Regions from separate parts of the Homo sapiens genome. Here region 2 is linked to region 1. A link is a loop called in an ENCODE intact Hi-C map of the cell type or tissue named here. Cell type or tissue: heart right ventricle. All regions are shown on one strand. Links, peaks and the distances in the headings refer to the core of each region. The heading gives the core; the rest is flanking DNA.

Region 1 (9,336 bases), core at 496-8,495:
CCCGGGTGTGAATACCTTTTCTTTATATGCTTTTTACTGCTTTTGGTTTGCTGTTATGTTTGGTTGTCTAAAAATGGGTAATATAGATATCCATGCTATATCTGTCTGTTTATCACTTTTATAATTTAAAAAAGTAATGCCCCAGGTGGTTCCTGTTCAAGACCAGGGACTGGAATTGACAAGGCTTGAGAACCACAGAGAGGTGGACAGGAAAGGTGAAAAGATAGTGTTTGTGGAGCTGATTTTAAAATAATGGGGGAGAGGGCAAGAAAATTTCTTAAAAATTAAAAATAAGGGAAGCCAAAAGGGTGAGTAGGACAAATCAAGCTGCCTGTGGAGCATAGTGGGGGATTTATGTACTGGAAAGGTGATAAAGAATTGGTGGAAAAAGAAAATGTTAACCAAAAGGGCAGGACATAGGGTTTGGAAGAGTTGGGTTGGGGAGCATGGAGAATAATTTTGGCAACAACACAGATGAAAAAGAACATTGAGAGTAAGAGAATGTAGGCAGCTTAGTGTAGAGAAGAGAACAGTGAATCTGGAATTGAGAGATTTGGTTGTATTATTTGGGAACCTAGGAGATTTCACACAATATTTCTCAGGGTTTTTATTTCATCTGTAAAATGGGGTCTTTAGTACTTCCCCTGTTTTTCCTTACAGGATGACCATGAGATTCAAGTGTGGTAGGAAAAGACTACTTAGGTGAAGAAAAGACCGTGTATTTCCAAGTTAAATGGGACCAAAATAAAGAATTTGTTTATAAATTGAGAGGGAGAAGATAAGGGTAGGAAGAAGTTACTGGACTTCCTTTCATATTAGATGATTTAGATGTCTCATTTTTTTGGTCATTTAATCTGTTTGGATGGGCAGGTGCTGTTTTGAGAGAGGAGAAGACATTTGTTTGTGTGTAGTTTTCAGTGCTGTTAACTGAAATAAGTAATTCTGCATAGTTGTTTACCTACATATGGGAACAGCAAGATAAACTGTAGATATCATTTACAATCATCATGGAAGATTTAAAATACACAGAAGTCAATGTAGAAATATTGCAACTCTGAATTTACTTGGAGTATTCATACTTGTGGCTTGCCCAGCAGAACTGTCTTTTAAAAGTATTCCCATGAAATGTAAGCAAGAACTCAGAAAAATCAATTGTGTTAGTATTCGTGCACATTTTAAATCCACTGAATTTGCTTTGCTCTGTATGTATTGTGTGTATTTCAGCATTTTGAGGAAAGCATTAGGCATTCCAAATGGAAAACTCAAGTGCCATCGCACTGAGTTGTAGTTATTAATTTACTTAGTACTTATTTTAACCATATCTACCATATGCTTGGACCAGTGCTAGGTGCTGACATACAAAAAATTAACACACAGTAGTTGCTGTCTTCAAATAGCCTTCTGTTAGTAGGGAAGACAGACACATGGATAAAGAAAGTGTAATGGGACTGGGGCACGATTGTCAGGAAGGGGATCACTGTACTTTGGGTAACCTCATTTTTTCCTTTTCATTCCTTCTAGCTGCTTGCTAGAACCTTCTTGACTTTTTAGTTGTTAATTGTTCAGGTGGATTTTAAGAAGAATCAGGTGTATTTTCTTAGGTTTTGAGGCAGATTTTGAAATTCAGTAGATAATCCATCTTTTTATCTTAAATCACAGGAACTACAGTACTAAGGAAGGTGGAAAAATGTCAAATACTGGATTTTTTAATCTCATGAATTTACCATCTGAGTAAAGTTAGTCTGTTAGTAACTGAGCTGAGCTGAGTTAGTCTCCTTTTTTTTTTTTGGTTTGTTTGTTTGTTTGTTTGTTTGTTTTGAGACGGAATCTTGCTCTGTCACTGGGCTGGAGTACAGTGTTGCGATCTTGGCTCACTGCAGCCTCCACCTCTTGGGTTCAAGCGATTCCCCTGCCTCAGCCTCCCTAGTCTGGGACTACAGGCGTGCACCACCACGCCCAGCTAATTTTTTGTATTTTAGTAGAGACGGGGTTTCTCCATGTTGACCAAGATGGTCTTGATCTCCTGACCTCGTGATCCATACACCTTGGCCTCCCAAAGTGCTGGGATTACAGGCGTGAGCCACCACACCCAGCCGAGTTAGTCTTTTTGGAAAGGGAAAGGACTTTACTCCTCTGCCCCTACCCACCTCCAATACACAACACACTTTTACCTGTTTTTATTTTGGGCCAGGCACAGTGGCTTACGTGCCCAGCACTTTGGGTGGCCAAGGTGTTACCAGATGGAAAGTCTTGACTGTGAGTTGTCCAAGTTCTTGGTGCCTTGAGCAAAGAATTGAACAAAACGCACAAAGCAATGGAAGACGAAGGCATAGATTTGTTGAAGTGAAAGTACACTCCACAGAGTGGGAGCGGGCTTGAGCGGGTGGCTCAAGAGCCCTGATTGTAATGTTCCTTGGGGTTTTTATTGAATTAAAAGAATATGGTAAGCCGGGAGCAGTGTCTCACGCCTGTAATCCCAGCACTTCGGGAGGCCGAGGCAGGTGGATCACCTGAGGTCAGGAGTTCAAGATCAGCCTGGCCAACATAGCGAAACCCCGACTCTACTAAAAATATAAAAATCAGCTGGATGTGGTGACAGGCACCCGTAATCCCAGTTACTTGGGAGGCTGAGGCAGGAGAATCAGTTGAACTTGGGAGGCAGAGGTTGCAGTGAGCCGAGATCACGCCATTGCACTCCAGCCTGGGCGACACGAGTGAAACTCTGTTCAACAACAACAACAAAAGATCATGGTAACACATCTAAGTACCTTTAGGGGCTTCTGATAGGTTATGCCCTATGTAAATGAAGGATTCTGCCCTAGGCCAATCAGAGGCAGGATTCTGTCCAGGACCAGTCAGAATCAAGATTCTGCCCAGGACCAATCAGAGGCATCTCACCTATGGCATATATGCAGATGAAGGTCCCAGAATGGACCAAAACCAGACATTCCCATTCCTGACATAGGGGAGGGGAGGTTCGGAGAGGGATGGGCCTTTGGCCTGTTATGACTTGGTTGTGGACAGGTGGGGTTTTCCTCTTAGTCCAATTCCAAGAAGGCAGCCATAGGTTGGCCTTAGGTTTACTGTTTCCAGACCCTATTCTCCTGCCTCAGAGGCAGGTGGACCACTTGAGGCCAGGAGTTTGAGACCAGCCTGGCTAACATGGTGAAACCCCAGCTCTACTAAAAATGCAAAAATTAGCCAGGCATGGTGGTGCATGCCTGTAATCCCAGCCACTCGGGTGGCTGAGGCAAGATAATCGCTTGAACCCAGGAGGTAGAGGTTGCAGTGACCCAAAATTGCACCACTGTACTCCAGCCTGGGCAACAGAGCAAGACTCTGTCTCCAAAAAAAAAAAAAAAAAAAGAAAAGTGTATTTTGGATTCTATCTACTATAGAAGAAATCTGTCCTCTGTCCTGTCTTGGGCTTTCTTTTCTGACTCCTTTTGGGTAAATAAAATGTTAAGCCTGCTTTAAGGCTCAAGGCATTCATAATTATGTGTATGTAATAGAGACACTGTTAAAGCTCAATGTCTGTGGCTCGGAAATGTGAAATTATTCCTCTTCTTTTGCCTTTCCTCACTGCCTCTTCCCCCACCATACAAATTTGAGCTCGTGTTAGCAGCCTATGTTTGGCAGTATTCCAGTTCCCAGGAGGCCTTTAAACAAGATGATTGTAAAACATTTTTCATTACAGGACAGACAAAGTAATCCTGTTTTCTTAATTCTGGGCCTAGCTGTTTTTGTTATTAAACCAGCATTTTGAGTAAATTCATATGTTTAACTGGTTCATGTTGCAAAGAGACATTTTTCAGAGTCAGAGACATGAGAGGGATTGTTTGTTCTTTTTTAAAAAAGATATACTACGTATTATCTCATATCTTTGTAATAATGCATTGTTTCATGGGTTTATTCTCAGAGTTTTAAAGGCTATGCTTCCATTTTTCCCTTTCGTTACTTACAATGGAATAACATCTCATTTATCTGCCTATTTCTGATTTCTTGCTAAGGGTACATGTTTAATATTATTTTCTTTAATGATAATTGCCCATGTATTATAATAATAATTGCCTGATCCCTCAGAAACATTACAGAGCATTTAGTAGTTGTGCTAGAAACTATTACTATTGATGGGGCTGAGAAGAGAATTAATTTAATTTGGGAGAAAAATTATTCTATTTTCTTTAAACATTAAAAAATAAACTATATAAACAAAGCAAAAGAATGGGCTTGCCAAGGTTGTTGTCCTTCATAGTTAGGTAATTTAGTTTTTAAAAAAGAATGAAAGACTAATTATTAGGCAATAATAGGATCAAATTACCAAAACCTTTGAGGTGGTTCTATTTCAGTTCTCAACCTGATGTGCATTTTAAAATATCTCTACTTAGAGTAGTTAGGGTTCATAATGTGTTGTAGATTGTTTTTAGATAACAGCTTGGATGATAAAAGAAGCCATTTTCCTTGAATTGGTGTATTTGACTCAAGTTAAACTTCATACAGACTGAAAATTAGCTCTAGTGTTCTACATTCATTGCCTATTCTGTGCAGCTTGATGTACGTGTGAGCCATATGTCTGGCAGGGTTTATAACATCATGTTATTGATGATGGAAAGGCTCTTTCATAGTACTAAGAAAAATATACAAGATAACATATGTACTGTATATGTAACCTTGCAGTTTGGTTTATAAGAGATTTAACCTGTAGTTAAAGGAAATATAATGAAATCTATTGGAAATCCTTCAGAAAAGTAAAATTCAGTAGTCACTTCTTTAGTTTCCAGGTTTCTATGCAGTTTACCAATTTAGGAAGGGGAGACCTCATTAGCACATTATTTCCAGAGCAGATGAGAGATTATAAAACTATTAATACCTTAGTTTCCAATATACCATTGATCAAAGAATCCAGCACATATCTTCCTTGCCTGAGTCTCCCACTTCCTTTCCATTCCCTCATAATTATTTATAGAAAGTACCTGTTTACCGCATGTGTACCTTATGTTGCACTTAAGGATCTGCCCTTCTCCCCAGCCTCATTAAAGGATTTCATAGCATAATGTTGATTAATTTAAAATTTCTTAAGCAGTGGATTAGAGATGGCTCTGCAAAAGAAGAATGAAATATACAGGATTTTTTTTTTCATTTAAATGCAGCCCAGCTGATAAGCCGTTACTGTGTGGTAATCTCTGACCAAAGAGACAGACTTTCTTAGTGTGCTTGTGTTTGTGTCTTTTACCACCAGCACAGACCACTTTATGGGCACTCCTGCGAAAAACCAGGCTCAGAGTAGAACTTGCATGGGGAGCTTTCTGTACAGATAGTTCTAATAAATTACAGCTACATCTCCCAAAGAAACTTTTATGCTCAAAGGTATATTTTCTGTAAGAAAATAACTAAGAAACTTTAAACAGAGAAATCTTTTTAACTTGCCTTAAAATTCTTTCCTTCAAAAGGTATTGAGTCCAGTTGTTTTGATCTGAAATAACTTCTGAAAGAGACCTGTCACTGTATTCTGAATCCTTATATTAATCATAAAACAAAGCAAAACCCTTTATTTCTACTCTCTAGATATAGTGTTTTTCAGCTGAGGTTACACATCAGAATCACTTGTGGAGCAATGTTTGCTTCCACTCCTAGAAATTCTGACTCAGTAGGTAGGAGGTGAAGTCACTGCATCTCATTTTGGGTTTTTTTTTTTTTTTAAGTTTTAAAGATATTTCTGATAGATACACTTCCAGTTGAGTTTCACTACCAGCTTATATTTGAATTGGTGCCACACGTTATTTCATAAAATATGGAGGTGAGTTTCATTCATAGTTCTGTGGCTTTACAAAGAGGAACCCAGAAGGTAGCTAGAAGGAAATCCTGGCCATAAGAATTTGGATTTTGAAAGGAACCAGTCTAAACCCCCTCCTCTTTTTTTTTTTTTTTTTTTTTTGGTGGTGTTGTTGTTGTTATTTCTTTATTTCTTCTAAGGAGAAAAAAAACGGGATACATGTGCAGAATGTGCAGGTTTGTTACGTAGGTACATGTGTGCCATGGTGGTGTGCTACACCTATTGACCCGTCTTCTAAGTTCCCTCCCCCGACCCCCCATCCACCAACAGGCCCTGGTGTGTGTTGTTCCCCTCTCTGTGTCCATGTGTTCTCAATGTTCAACTCCCACTTATGAGTGAGAACATGTGGTGTTTGGTTTTCTGTTCCTGTGTTAGTTTGCTGAGGATGATGGCTTCCAGCTTCATTCATGTCCCTGCAAAGGACATGATCTTGTTCCTTTTTATGGCTGCATAGTATTCCATGGTGTGTATGTACCATATTTTCTTTATCCAGTCTATCATTGATGGGCATTTGGGTTGGTTCCATGTCTTTGCTATTGTAAATAGTGCTGCAGTAAACATACATGTGCATGTGTCTTTATAGTAGAATGATTTATATTCCTTTGGGTATATACTCAGTAATGGGATTGCTGGGTCAAGTGGTATTTCTGGTTCTATATCCTTAAGGAATCACCATACTGTCTTCCACAATGGTTGAACTAATTTACATTCCTACCAACAGTGTAAAAGTGTTCCTATTTCTCCATAGCCTCTCCAGCATCTGTTGTTTCCTGACTTTTTAATAATCACCATTCTGACTGGCGTGAGATGGTATCTCATTGTGTAAACCCCCTCCTCTTTACAGATGAATAAGCTAACCCAGAGAGGCTAAGGAATGTGCCAGAGTTGAAAGCAGAAGCAAATACTAGATCTAAGACTCTGACTTGAGCTTTTTCTACACTGGTATCTCGGACCTTGACCCTCTCCTAGAAATGCTTCAAAACCACTCAGTGGTCTAGAAGTTGCTTTGAGCATCCCAAAGCCTGCCAGTGTGTTGTGAGGTCTCAGGGTACTTAATAAAACCAATAATGCAGCGAGCAGGAACTCTTAATTCTTCCAAGTTCCTAGGTAGGAGTAATGGGTGACATTATAGTTAGAAATTGTAGATATTACTCAAAATCCTTTTGTGACTTCATTGTAAACATGGAAACTTCTGGCAAAAGATAATCTAGATTTGATACTAAGGATTATTAAGAACAAGATCAGTTGTCTCATTTAAACTGAACCTTAAGTATTGGCAACAAGTGTAGGAAATTATGCCAATATTATATTTCTAAGCAAGCCTGACTTTTAGCTTGTACTTTAGAAAGAGGATATTATGCCCAGATTTGCAATTTAACCAACGAATGGAGTAATATGTTTATTAATTAGGATTAGAGTTGGCTGCTTTTTAAAAATCCAAATACAAGTAGCTCAGTCAAGGTGGAGATTGATTTTTCTTTTTGATAAAAAAAATCCAGAGAGAAGAAAAGTCCAACATTAGCATGGTTACTCCACAGCCATCAGGGACTTAGGTTCTGTTTTTTGCTCCATCTATTCTTGGCACTACTTTACATCGTCAAGATGTCTGGTGATTCTAGATGGCTTCTGGACCTTTCATTCTAGCCATCTCTCTTGAAAGAATTTTTTTAGAATTATACACTCAGTGGCCAGGCACGGAGGCTCATGCCTGTAATCCCAGCACTTTGGGAGGCCAAGGCAGGCAGATCACTTGAGGCCAGGAGTTTGAGACCAGCCTGGCCAACATGGTGAAATCTCATCTCTACCAAAAACAAACAAAAAAAAAATTAGCCATAGTCTGTAGTCCCAGCTACTCAGGAGGCTGAGGCAAGAGTAAAACTAAAAACAAAATTAGCTGAGTCTGTAGTCCCAGCTACTCAGGAGGCTGAGGCAAGAGAAAAGCTTGAACCCAGGAGGCGGAGGTTGCACTGATCTAAGATCATGCAACTGCACTCCAGCCTGGGCAGCAGAGCAAGACTCTGAATAAAAAAAAAAAAAAGAGTTATACACTCATTTCTGCTTCCATCTCATTGGTCTTTCCTAATTGTCAAGGGAGACTGGAGTTATAACTGGGCAAGTTGCTATTTGCAACAATTAGAAGTTCTGGGCCAGGCATGGTGGCTCATGCCTATAATACCAGCACTTTGGGAGGCTGAGTTGGGTGGATCACTTGAGGTCAGGAGTTCAAGACCAGCCTGACCAGCAAGATGAAGCTTCGTCTTTACTAAAAATACAAAAATTATCCAGGCATGGTGGCAGGTGCCTGTAATCTCAGCTACTCAGGAGGCTGAGGCAGGACAATGGCTTGAACCCAAGAGGCGGAGGTTGCAGTGAGCTGAGACCACGCCACTGCATTCCGGCCTGAGCAACAGAGCAAGACTCTGTCTCAAAAAAAAAAAAAAAAGTTATGTTATTTTAAAAGAAGGGGAGGCTGGGCGTGGTGGCTCACACCTGTAATGCCAGCACTTTGAGAGGCCAAGGCAGGCAGATCACGAGGTCAGGAGATCGAGACTATCCTGGCCAACATGGCGAAATCCCATCTCTACTAAAAATTTAAAAATTAGCTAGGTGTGGTGGTACGTGCCTGTAATCCCAGCTACTTGGGAGGCCGAGGCACGAGAATCACTTGAACTCAGGAGGTGGAGGTTGCATTGAGCTGAGATCGTGCCACTGCACTCCAGCCTGGCAACAGAGCGAGACTCTGTCTCAAAAAAAAAAAAAAAGAAAAGAAAAGAAAAAGAAAAAAAGAAGGGGAGAGGCATCCCTGTAATCTTAGCACTTGGGAGGTCAAAGCAGGAGGATCAGTTGAGCCCAGAAATTCAAGACCAGCCTGGACAACATAGTGGGAGCTCATCTCTGGAAAAAATTTAAGAAACTAGCCCGATGTGGTGTCATGTGCCTGTGCTCCCAGCTGTTTGGGAGGCTGAGGCAGGAGGATTGCTTGGTCCCAGGAGGTCGAGGCTGCAGTGAGCCATGGTCATACCACTGCCCTCCAGCCTGGGTGACACAGTGAGACACTGTCTCAAAAGAAAAAAGGAGAGGGAGAATGGATATTGGGCATGCAAACAACAGGCGCTGCCACAACCTGCTTTGAAGAATATAATATTTATATTAGGAAAATAACATTTTAGTGGCATTAAATCCTTATATAGGACATAAATTTAAAAGATCCCCAAACTGCATTTACCATGTGTCTGATTAATAAAAGCAGTAAATCTCTAGGACAGAGTGTTCTGCTTTGGATGTCTCAGCAGGAGTCATTGGAAACAACTAGTTGGGTTTTATATATTTTTAAAAAGCTGAAAAATGACTTCTTCAAAACAACCGGGAAAAAAAGACTCTTTGGGGCCTGGTGTGGTGGCTCACGCCTGTAATCCCAGCACTTCGGGAGGCTGAGGCGGGCGGATCACCTGAGGTCAGGAGTTTGAGGCCAGCCTGGCCAACATGGGGGAACGCTGTCTCTA
Region 2 (9,336 bases), core at 759-8,758, 440 kb before region 1:
CAGTGAGCCAAGATTGCGCCACTGCACTCCAGCATGGGTGACAGAGTGAGACTCCGTCTCAAAAAAAAATAAAAAATAAAAAAATAAAGCTTTTGACTAGGTAATGTAGCCTTACTCCAAAATTCAAAAGGTAGTCCCCACACCTCAACCAAAAAAAATCTCCAACAAACCCTAATATAAAATGAAGTGTCCCTTCCATAACTGTTCTTCAGTCTTCCAGTTCCCCTACTTGGAAACATCCAAAAGTCTTCCACAGATATTTTATATGTATATATGCAAATATGTTCATATATTCTTCCTTAAATGATAGCAATATACACACAATGTTCTGCACACTGCTTTTTTCATGTACCCAAATATTTTGGATCATTCCATATGTGTAGACAGAGAACTACTTCATTCTTTTCAATGGCAGCATTTGAACGGACATTTAGGTTGTTTCAATCTTCTGCTATTACAAATAAACTGCAATGAATAATCTTGTACAAATGCTTCATTTTACCTACACAAATATGTCTGTAAGATGAATTCCTGTAAGTAAAACTGTTAATCACAGTGCACTTGTATTTGGAGTTCTCACAAATACGGCCAAACCACCTCCAAATTGCCTCAAAGAGGACATACTCATTCATATACCCATTTATAGTAGCCCATGAATACCTCTTGCCCTTTTCCTTTGGCAACATGATGTTCTCATTTTGTTCTTTGCCAATCTGATAAAAGAAAAATTATGTTTTATATAGGGTTTTTTTTTGGCATTTTAATTCCTTTTTTTTTTTTTTTTTTTTTTTTTGAGACGGAGTTTCGCTCTTGTTGCCCAGGCTGGAGTGCAATGGTGTGATCTCCGCTCACTGCAACCTCCGCCTCCTGGGTTCAAGCAATTCTCCGCCTCAGCCTCCCAAGTAGCTAGGATTATAGGCATGCACCACCACCCCCAGCTAATTTTGTATTTTTAGTAGAGACAGAGTTTCTCCATGTTGGTCAGGCTGGTCTCAATCTCCCGACCTCATGTGATCCGCCTGCCTCAACCTCCCAAAGTGCTGGGATTACAGGCATGAGCCACCGCACCTGGCTGGCATTTTAATTCTTTTAGAGACAATGTCTTGTTATGTTGCCCAGATTGGGCTCAAACTCGGGCTCAAGCTATCCTCTTGTCAAGACCATTTTGCCCAGGCTGGTCTTGAACTCCTGAGATCAAGCAATCCATCTGCCTTGGCTTTCCAAAGTGCTGGGATTATAGGTGTGAGCCACCACACTTGGCTCCATTCAGTCTTTTACCATTAAATATAATATTCAGTTTTAGCGCCATGTCTGGGATATTAGAGACAAAAAGAAAACCCAGGGAACTCATCACCATGTTGTTTCTAAGGTCTTGTGACCCATGGCTGGTCTGCCTTCTTTCTTCCACGTTTCACAGTCTTGTTGTATTTGTTTTATAAATAATTTCCAGAGTTTTTAGTTGTATTTAGGGGAGGAATAGGGAAAAATCTGTCTACTCCATCTTCTCTGAAGTGGAAGTCCTGGTTTTTATTGGTTATCTTTCTTAACATTAGATTTCTATTATTAACATTTTGGTTTGCAGCCTCATATTGAGTGGAATGTCTTTGTTATTACTTTTTCCCCTTTCTCTGTCTCATCACTTTGCAATTTCTTTCTTCTGGCCCCCTAGGGACTCAGTACAACAGGTCTTCAAATGGCCTATGCCACAGTGAAATTTAGGATATCACACTTCTATTCTAATAATGAATCAGGAGGCAGCTTGACACAGTCCTTCCCAACTCCTTAAAGCTTCCCTCCTCCACTCAACAATTAACTTATTTTAAGCCTCCTTTCATAAGGCTGGTTGGGGGTTAGCATCTCACTCTCCTGGCCTCACATTCTTAGTCTATGAGCTTTTTTAGTATCTATTTACTCCTCTGAAATCACCTCTCACGACTACTCTTTGTTCCCAGATCTGGAGGTCAGCCAGTCCACAGATTCAGCCCCACTTAGTGACTTGCATCTGTGTTTCTTTTTCTTTTTCTTTTTTTTTTGAGACAGAGTTTCACTCTTGTTGCCCAGGCTGAAGTGCAATGGCCTGATCTCAGCTCATTGCAACCTCCACCTCCTGGGTTCAAGTGATTCTCCTGCCTCAGCCTCCTGAGTAGCTGGGATTACGGCAGGTGCCACCATGCCCGGGCTAATTTTGTATTTTTTTTAAGCAGAGACAGGGTTTCACCATGTTGGTCAGGCCGGTCTCGAACTCCCGACCTCAGGTGATCTGCCCACCTCAGACTCCCAAAGTGTTGGGATTACAGGTGTTAGCCACCACACCCAGCTCCAAGGCATATTTTCTATGGAATATATCAAGACAATAAATCTGGGGGATCTGGAATTAGCTTTTGTTTGTCTACGGCCACCCACTAATAAAATACTTTTTGATTTGGCACTTCTAGGACATATCTCTAGTAACTCACTTATATTCATTTATTCTTCGACATACAATGTTGTCTAAAAATCACTGGACATGGAGTTAGAAAACCTCAGTGCAAATCCTGGCTTTGTTATAGTGTAACCTTGAACAAGTCACTTGGCTTCTACAAATCTCAGGGTTTTTTTGTTTGTTTTGTTTTTTTGAGACAGAGTCTCGCTCTGTCGCCCAGGCTGAAGTGCAGTGGCACGAATCTCGGCTCACTATAAGCTCCGTCTCCCGGGTTCACGCCATTCTCCTGCCTCAGCCCCCCGAGTAGCTGGGACTAGAGGCGCACATCACCACACCCGGCTAATTTTTGTTGTATTTTTTAGTAGAGACAGGGTTTACCATGTTAGCCAGGATGGTCTTGATCTCCTGATCTCATGATCCGCCCGCCTCGGCCTCCCCAAAGTGCTGGGATTACAGGCATGAGCCACCGCGCCTGGCCCAAATCTTAGATTTTTAAAAATATAGGATTAAGCCGGGTGCGGTGGCTCATGCCTGTAATCCCAGCACTTTGGGATGCCAAGGCGAGTGATCACTTGAGGTCAGGGGTCCAAGACCAGCCAGCCTGGCCAAGATGGTGAAACCCCATCTCTACTAAAAATACAAAAATTAGCTGGGCGTGGTGGTGGGCGCCTGTAGTCCCAGCTACTCAGGAGGCTGTGGCAAGAGAACTGCTTGAACCCAGGAGGTGTTCAAGGAGGTGTTGCAGTGAGCTGAGATTGTGCTACTGCACTCCAGCCTCGGCGACAGAGCAAGGCTTCATCTCAAAAAATAAATAAATACAATAAAGTAAAAAAGAAAAATAAAACTATTATGTGCTAGATGTTTTCATATTATCTTATTGAATATTTACAGCCTTAAATCACTTTTATTTTTATTTAATTATTTTTATTTTGGACAGAGTCTCGCTCTGTTGTCCAAGCTAGAGTGCAGTAGTGCAATCTTGGCTCACTGCAACCTCCGCCTCCCAGGTTCAAGCAATTCTTGTGCCTCAGCCTCCCAAGTAGCTGGGATTACAGGCGTGTGCCACCATGCATGGCTGATTTTTGTGTTTTTAGTAAAGACAGGGTTATACCATGTTGGCCAGGCTGGTTTTGAACTCCTGGCCCCAAGCGATCCACCCAACTTGGTCTCCCAAAGTGCTGAGATTACAGTAGTCACTAGGCCAATCACTTTTATTTTTATTTGTGTGTGTGTGTTTTTTTTTTTTTTTGAGACGAAGTCTTGCTCTGTTGCCCAGGGTGGAGTGCAGTGGCGCAATCCCTACTCACTGCAACCTCCGCCTCCTGGGTTCAAGCGATTCTCCTGCCTCAGCCTCCTGAGTAGCTGGCATTTGTTTATTTATTTTTTAATTTAATTTTTAATTTTAATTTTTATTTTTGAGATGGAGTTTTGCTCTTGTTGCCTAGACTGGAGTGCAATGGCGTGATCTTGGGTCATCGCAACCTCCGCCTCCCAGGTTCAAGCAATTCTCCTGCCTCAGCCTCCCGAGTAGCTGGGATTACAGGCATGTACCACCACGCCCAGCTAATTTTATATTTTTAGTAGATATGGGGTTTCTCCATGTTGAGGCTGGTCTCAAACTCCTGACCTCAGGTGATCTGCCTGCCTCGGCCTTCCAAAGTGCTGGGATTACAGGCATGCGCCACCGGGCCCGGCCCATTTGTTTACTTTTTATAATTTTTTCTGTTTGTTTAAAAATAGAGACAGAGTCTCACTATGTTACCCAGGCTGGTTTCAACTCCTGGTCTCAAGTGATCCTCCTGCCTTGGTTTCCTAAAGAGCTGGGATTACAGGCATGAGCCACGGCACCTGGTCTTAAATCACTTTTTGAGGAAGGCAGGCCATAAGTGGGTGCCAAAAATCCTGTCATATAAGGATTGTTAAGGCTACTTTGCAAAGGAGGAAATGATACACCAGAAAGGATAAATCATTTACTCAAGGGTTCACTATTAGTGGTCAGATCTTTCAGACTCTAAGGCCTGACACAGCTATCTCTAATGGATTCTGATTGTTTTCACACAATTTTCTTAGAATATCCTGTTACCTTCACCTTAGATAAAAGACACATACACATACAGGATTGCAGGGGGTCATCCAGAGGGGAAAAGGATAGGAATCCTATCCCTTTGCAGTGCCCTGGCATCTTAAGGGAAATGGCATCTCTCCTAAAGAAGTAATTAGGCTAAATTCTCTCTAGCTATTAGCAAAGTGATTTCAAATGGATGTCTCCCCCAAAAGGTGGCCTGCTCTGATTACTGCATAATCAATTTAATAGGAACAGAGTCCATTTATAGAGAAGGTAAGACTTAGAGATAGGCATCTCATTTATAAGGGCAGATGAGCACAGCTGTACACAGAGAGCAGGCACACAACTAGAAGATGAATCTCATTACTATTCTTGAAACAGCTGGGTGGGAACACATGTTTATAAATCAGGCTTCTTCCTTTGGTATAATCTGCAAACTTTAGCAATAATGAATGAGCTGAAGAGAAGACAGGTCAAACAAGGTGCTGGAAATGGGAGAAGGGAAGAGAAAAAATTATGATATGGAAAGACAAAATGGAGGCTTGTTTAAATGTCAAAGGAAACACACATTGATGAGGTTTAATAGTCTTCCTGCAAGGTTCCGAGTTGAGACAGCTGGAGAATAGGACGACAGGAAAGAAAAGCAGCAAATAACACTTAACAGACCAAGTTTCTCTATTAGGGGCTAGCTTTAGAGAAGCAAGTAGGCTGAAGAGAAAGAAAAACTGGTCTTCATCTTGGAAAACTTACTATTTTTCATAAGTGTTCACAAAATAAGGAAAGGCTCAGCATGTTTGAGGATAATACTGCTAAAAAACAGCAGTAATAAATAGTGCTCCGTGTTTCTCTAGAATCTTACTTTCAGATTTACCAAGTCTTATGGACATAATCTAAGTACCCATTATTAAGTTTTAGAGTACTCACTATTCTCCCTTCTTCAAGGTGATAAATATTGGAGCAGAGTAAAGGGAAAATGATGACATGTATGAGGCACTAGTCAGGTTCCCCTAGTTATTATTATTATTATTTTTGAGACAGAGACTCACTGTGTCACCCAGGCTGGAGTGCAGTGGTGCAATCTCGGCTCACTCCAGCCTCTGCCTCCCAGGCTCAAGCAATACTCCTGCCTCAGCCTCCCAAGCAGCTGGGATTACAGGTGTGCACCACCACACCTCGTTAATTTTTGTATTATTAGTAGAGATACTGTTTCACCATGTTGGTCAGGCTGGTCTCGAAGTCCTGCCTCAGGTGATCCACCTGCCTCGGGCTCCCAAAGTGCTGGGATTACAGGCATGAGCCACCACGACTGGCCAGGTTCCCACAGTTCTTAGGAGTGAAATGCTGAGACAAACTCAATCCCAAAGCAGCACTGCTTTGTTTCAGATAATAATTCAAAACCTCAAAACATTTGTGTAGTCAAGGCTGATCCAAGTATAATAGTAGAAAGAGAGAGAGAGATTTTTTTCTAGGCCCCTCATTTTTACTATTTCCATTAGTACATACTTTCTCTCAGGGATCTGGTACCTTCATGCTCAGCTCCTTCATGCTCAGACCAATTCCCTTCTTGAAACGCTTCCTTCACTTGGCTTCCAGAACACCATACTCTCCTGGTTTTCCTCCTATCTCTCTGGTCATTCCTCAGCATCTTTTGCTGGTACTTCATGTGTAGCTGATGACTCAAACTTCTATCCCTAGCCCCAACCTCTCCCCTAAACTCCAGATTCATGTATCTAATCACAAACTTGACATTTCCATTGGACGTCTAAATGGAGATCTCAAACTTAATATGTTCCAAACTGAGCTCCTGATACCCATCCTCTCCTTAACAACCCTCTCCTCCAAGAACAACAAAAACAACTTGCTCTGAATTCTCCCTATCTGAGGTAATGGCATGTGTACATCCTTCTAGGTGTTCAGGTCAAAACCCTTAGAGTTTTACTTGGTTCCTCTCCTACTATCCATGTCCCCACACCTGACCATCAGCAAATCTTTTTGGCTCAACCTTCAAAATATATCCAGATTTTGATCATTTCTCATTACCTCCACTTCTACTGCTCCAAGCACTCCTTAAATTATTGCAATAGCTTCCTAACTTGCTTCCATCTTTATCACTTTCTGACCTGTTCTCAACACAGAGACCAGAGAGATCCTGTTAAATAAAACCTCTCATATCCTATCATTTCTCTGTATAAAACCTTTTAGCTTTTGAACTCATACATACAGGTATAGGTGATACATACATCTGTATGTATCACCTATTCCCAAAAAAACACATAAAAATAGTTATTAGTTAGCCAAGCACGGTGGCTCATGCCTGTAATCTCAGCAATTTGGGAGGCCGAGGCAGGTGGATCATCTTAGGTCCGGAGTTCAAGACCAGCCTGGTCAACATGGTGAAACCCCATCTTTACTAAAAATACAAAAATTAGCCGGGCAGTAGTGGCGCGTGCCTGTAATCCCAGCTCCTGAGGAGGCTGAGGCAAGAGAATCGCGTGAGCCTGGGAGGCAGAGGTTGTGGTGATCCGAGATCGCGCCACTGCACTCCCGTCTGGGCAACAGAAAGAGACCCTGTCTCAAGAAAAAAAAAATTATTAGTTTTAGTAGAAATATCTCAATGTTTTAAAAATGCTTCATGGCCAAGCATGGTGGCTCATGCCTGTAATCTCAGCATTTTGGGAGGCCAAGGTGGGAGGATTGCTTGAGCATAGGAATTCGAAACTAGCCTGGGCAATGTAGTGAGACCCTGTCTCTAAAAAATTCTTTAAATTATCTGGGCTTGTTGGCATGTGCCTGTAGTGCCAACTACTATGGAGGCTGACATGGGGGGATCACTTGAGCCCGGGAGATCTAGGCTGTAATGAGTTGAGATGTTGCCCCTGCACTCCAGCCTAATTCACAGAGGAAAAAAAAAAGATGGGGCCTAATTCTCATCCCCTGGAGTGTGAGCTGCCTTTAGCAACTTGCAGAAGTGATGGTGCATGACTTTTGAGACAAGGTGATAAAAGGTATTATTGGGGGTTCCTCCTTGCTTTCTCTCTGGGATTTCTTCCCTTAGGGATGACAGCAGCCATTTTGTGAGAACACTTAAGCAGCCCTATGGAGAAGTCCACGAGGCCAGCAACTGAAGCCCTCTGCCAATAGTCATGTAGTGAAGCAACTTGGAAGAGGATCCTCCAGCCCCAGATATGCTTTCAGATGATGGCAGCCCCAGTCAACAACTGACTACAACCTCATGAGAGACCCTGAGTCAGACCACCCAGTTAAGCTACTCCTGAATTCCTGAGCCACAGAAACTCTGTGAGATAATATTTATTGTTTTAGACAACTATGTTTTAGGTTAATTTGTTACATAACAGATAACCTGGAATAATGTCTACCCTAGGTAGACAAATAATTCATTCCTACCTTGAACGAATATTTATTGAGCATCTATTATTTGCCAAGCATTCTGTGAAGTATTGAAGTTACAAAAACAGTGAAGAAATGCTGAGGTCCACTCCTGGGTTGGCAGCAAATGTTTATTAAGAGCCAACTTTATGGAATGTGCTGGACTAAGTACTAGAGAATAAGGATAAATAAGGCCAGATGCTTGCCCTCAGCATAAGAGACAACAAAAGAGAAAGGGGAAGAGATGAAGTGTACCTGAATATTCCAGTAGCATTGAGTTTCCAAATGGAAACATCAGCATTTGCCTATATGCTGCTTTTAAATCTTATTTTAATCCCAATTTTCAATCCTGATTGATGTTGACAACTATACCCTAACTGGATACAAATACACCCTAACTAACCAGGGTAAAGTACAGATTAGCACACATACATGCTTTCATTCATTCTATTATTCCACAAATGAGCACCTACTCTGGGCCAGACACTGTTCTCAAGTACTGGGACATGGCAACACACAAAACTGACCAAGTCTCTGCTCTTACATTCAGATAAGAGGAGAAAGACAATAAATAAGGGAACATGTAAGCATATGTCAGATAGTGATACGCGGCCAGTCGTGGTGGCTCACACCTGTAATCCCAGCACTTTGGGAGGCCAAGGCGGGAGGACTGCTTGAGCCCAGGAGTTCGAGACCAGCCTGGCCAACATGGTGAAACCCTGTCTCTACAAAAAATACCAAAATTAGCCAGACATGGTGGCACACGCCTGTAGTCCCAGCTACTTGGGAGACTGAGGCAGGAGAATCACTTGAGCCCAGGAGGTGGATGTTGCAGCAGTGAGTCCACATCACGCCACTGCACTCCAGCCTGGGTGACGGGAGTGAAACCCGGTCTCAACAAACAAACAAACAAACAAACAACAAAAACCCAGAGAGTGATAAGCTATGGAGAAAAACAAAGCAGAAGACGATGTGAGGGATGGTGATGCTGCTATTTTATAAAGGGCAATTTTAAAAAGCCTTCTCAAGAAGATGACATTCAAGCAGAGAAACCTGTAAGAGGTGAGACAGCGAGCTCTGTGGAAATTAGAAGACATTTTAGGCAGCGGAAAAAGCAAGTACAAAGGCCCTGTGGTGGAAATGCACATGGCACGTTCGGAAGAGCAAAGAGGATAGTGTGGCTGTAGTGGAATAAATGAGGGGAAGAGTGAGAACACATGAGGTCAGAGAGACAGCATATTAGTGACAACGGTGGACCAGATCACACAGACTGGGGATTGGCAGGCTTTTAAAGTAAGGGACAGATAGTAAATATTTAAAGCTTTGCAGGCCACACAGTCTCCGTCATAACTTCTCAACTCTTATAGTAGAAAAAGAGCCCCAGACAATATGTAAACAAATAGGCATAGTTGTGTTTCAATAAAACTGTATTATAAAAACCAGAAGTGGGACTGGATTTGGT

What was found. A loop is a pair of places that touch in the nucleus more often than their neighbours do. Peaks named below come from ENCODE experiments on the same cell type or tissue, not always from the same donor. Only the 100,000 strongest peaks of a DNase experiment are listed, where the experiment ranks them.
Region 2: a loop joins it to region 1, with 4 times the contacts of the local background. A loop is called at or near these places in 4 of 110 quality-filtered maps.

Annotation. Positions count from the first base shown.
Region 1 is chr15:64,219,037-64,228,372 of GRCh38, reverse strand. The region is part of intron 4 of CSNK1G1 (casein kinase 1 gamma 1); the gene reads left to right. Among named protein-coding and RNA genes, the nearest start is that of PPIB, 61 kb to the right of the region's middle. In heart right ventricle, for the core only: no CTCF peak of the experiment used is centred there; a DNase peak (open chromatin) is centred at 3,629; H3K27ac peaks cover 739 bases.
Region 2 is chr15:64,660,410-64,669,745 of GRCh38, reverse strand. The region is part of intron 3 of ZNF609 (zinc finger protein 609); the gene reads right to left. Among named protein-coding and RNA genes, the nearest start is that of OAZ2, 38 kb to the left of the region's middle. RefSeq lists enhancers at 2,035-2,732, 2,733-3,432. In heart right ventricle, for the core only: no CTCF peak of the experiment used is centred there; no DNase peak of the experiment used is centred there.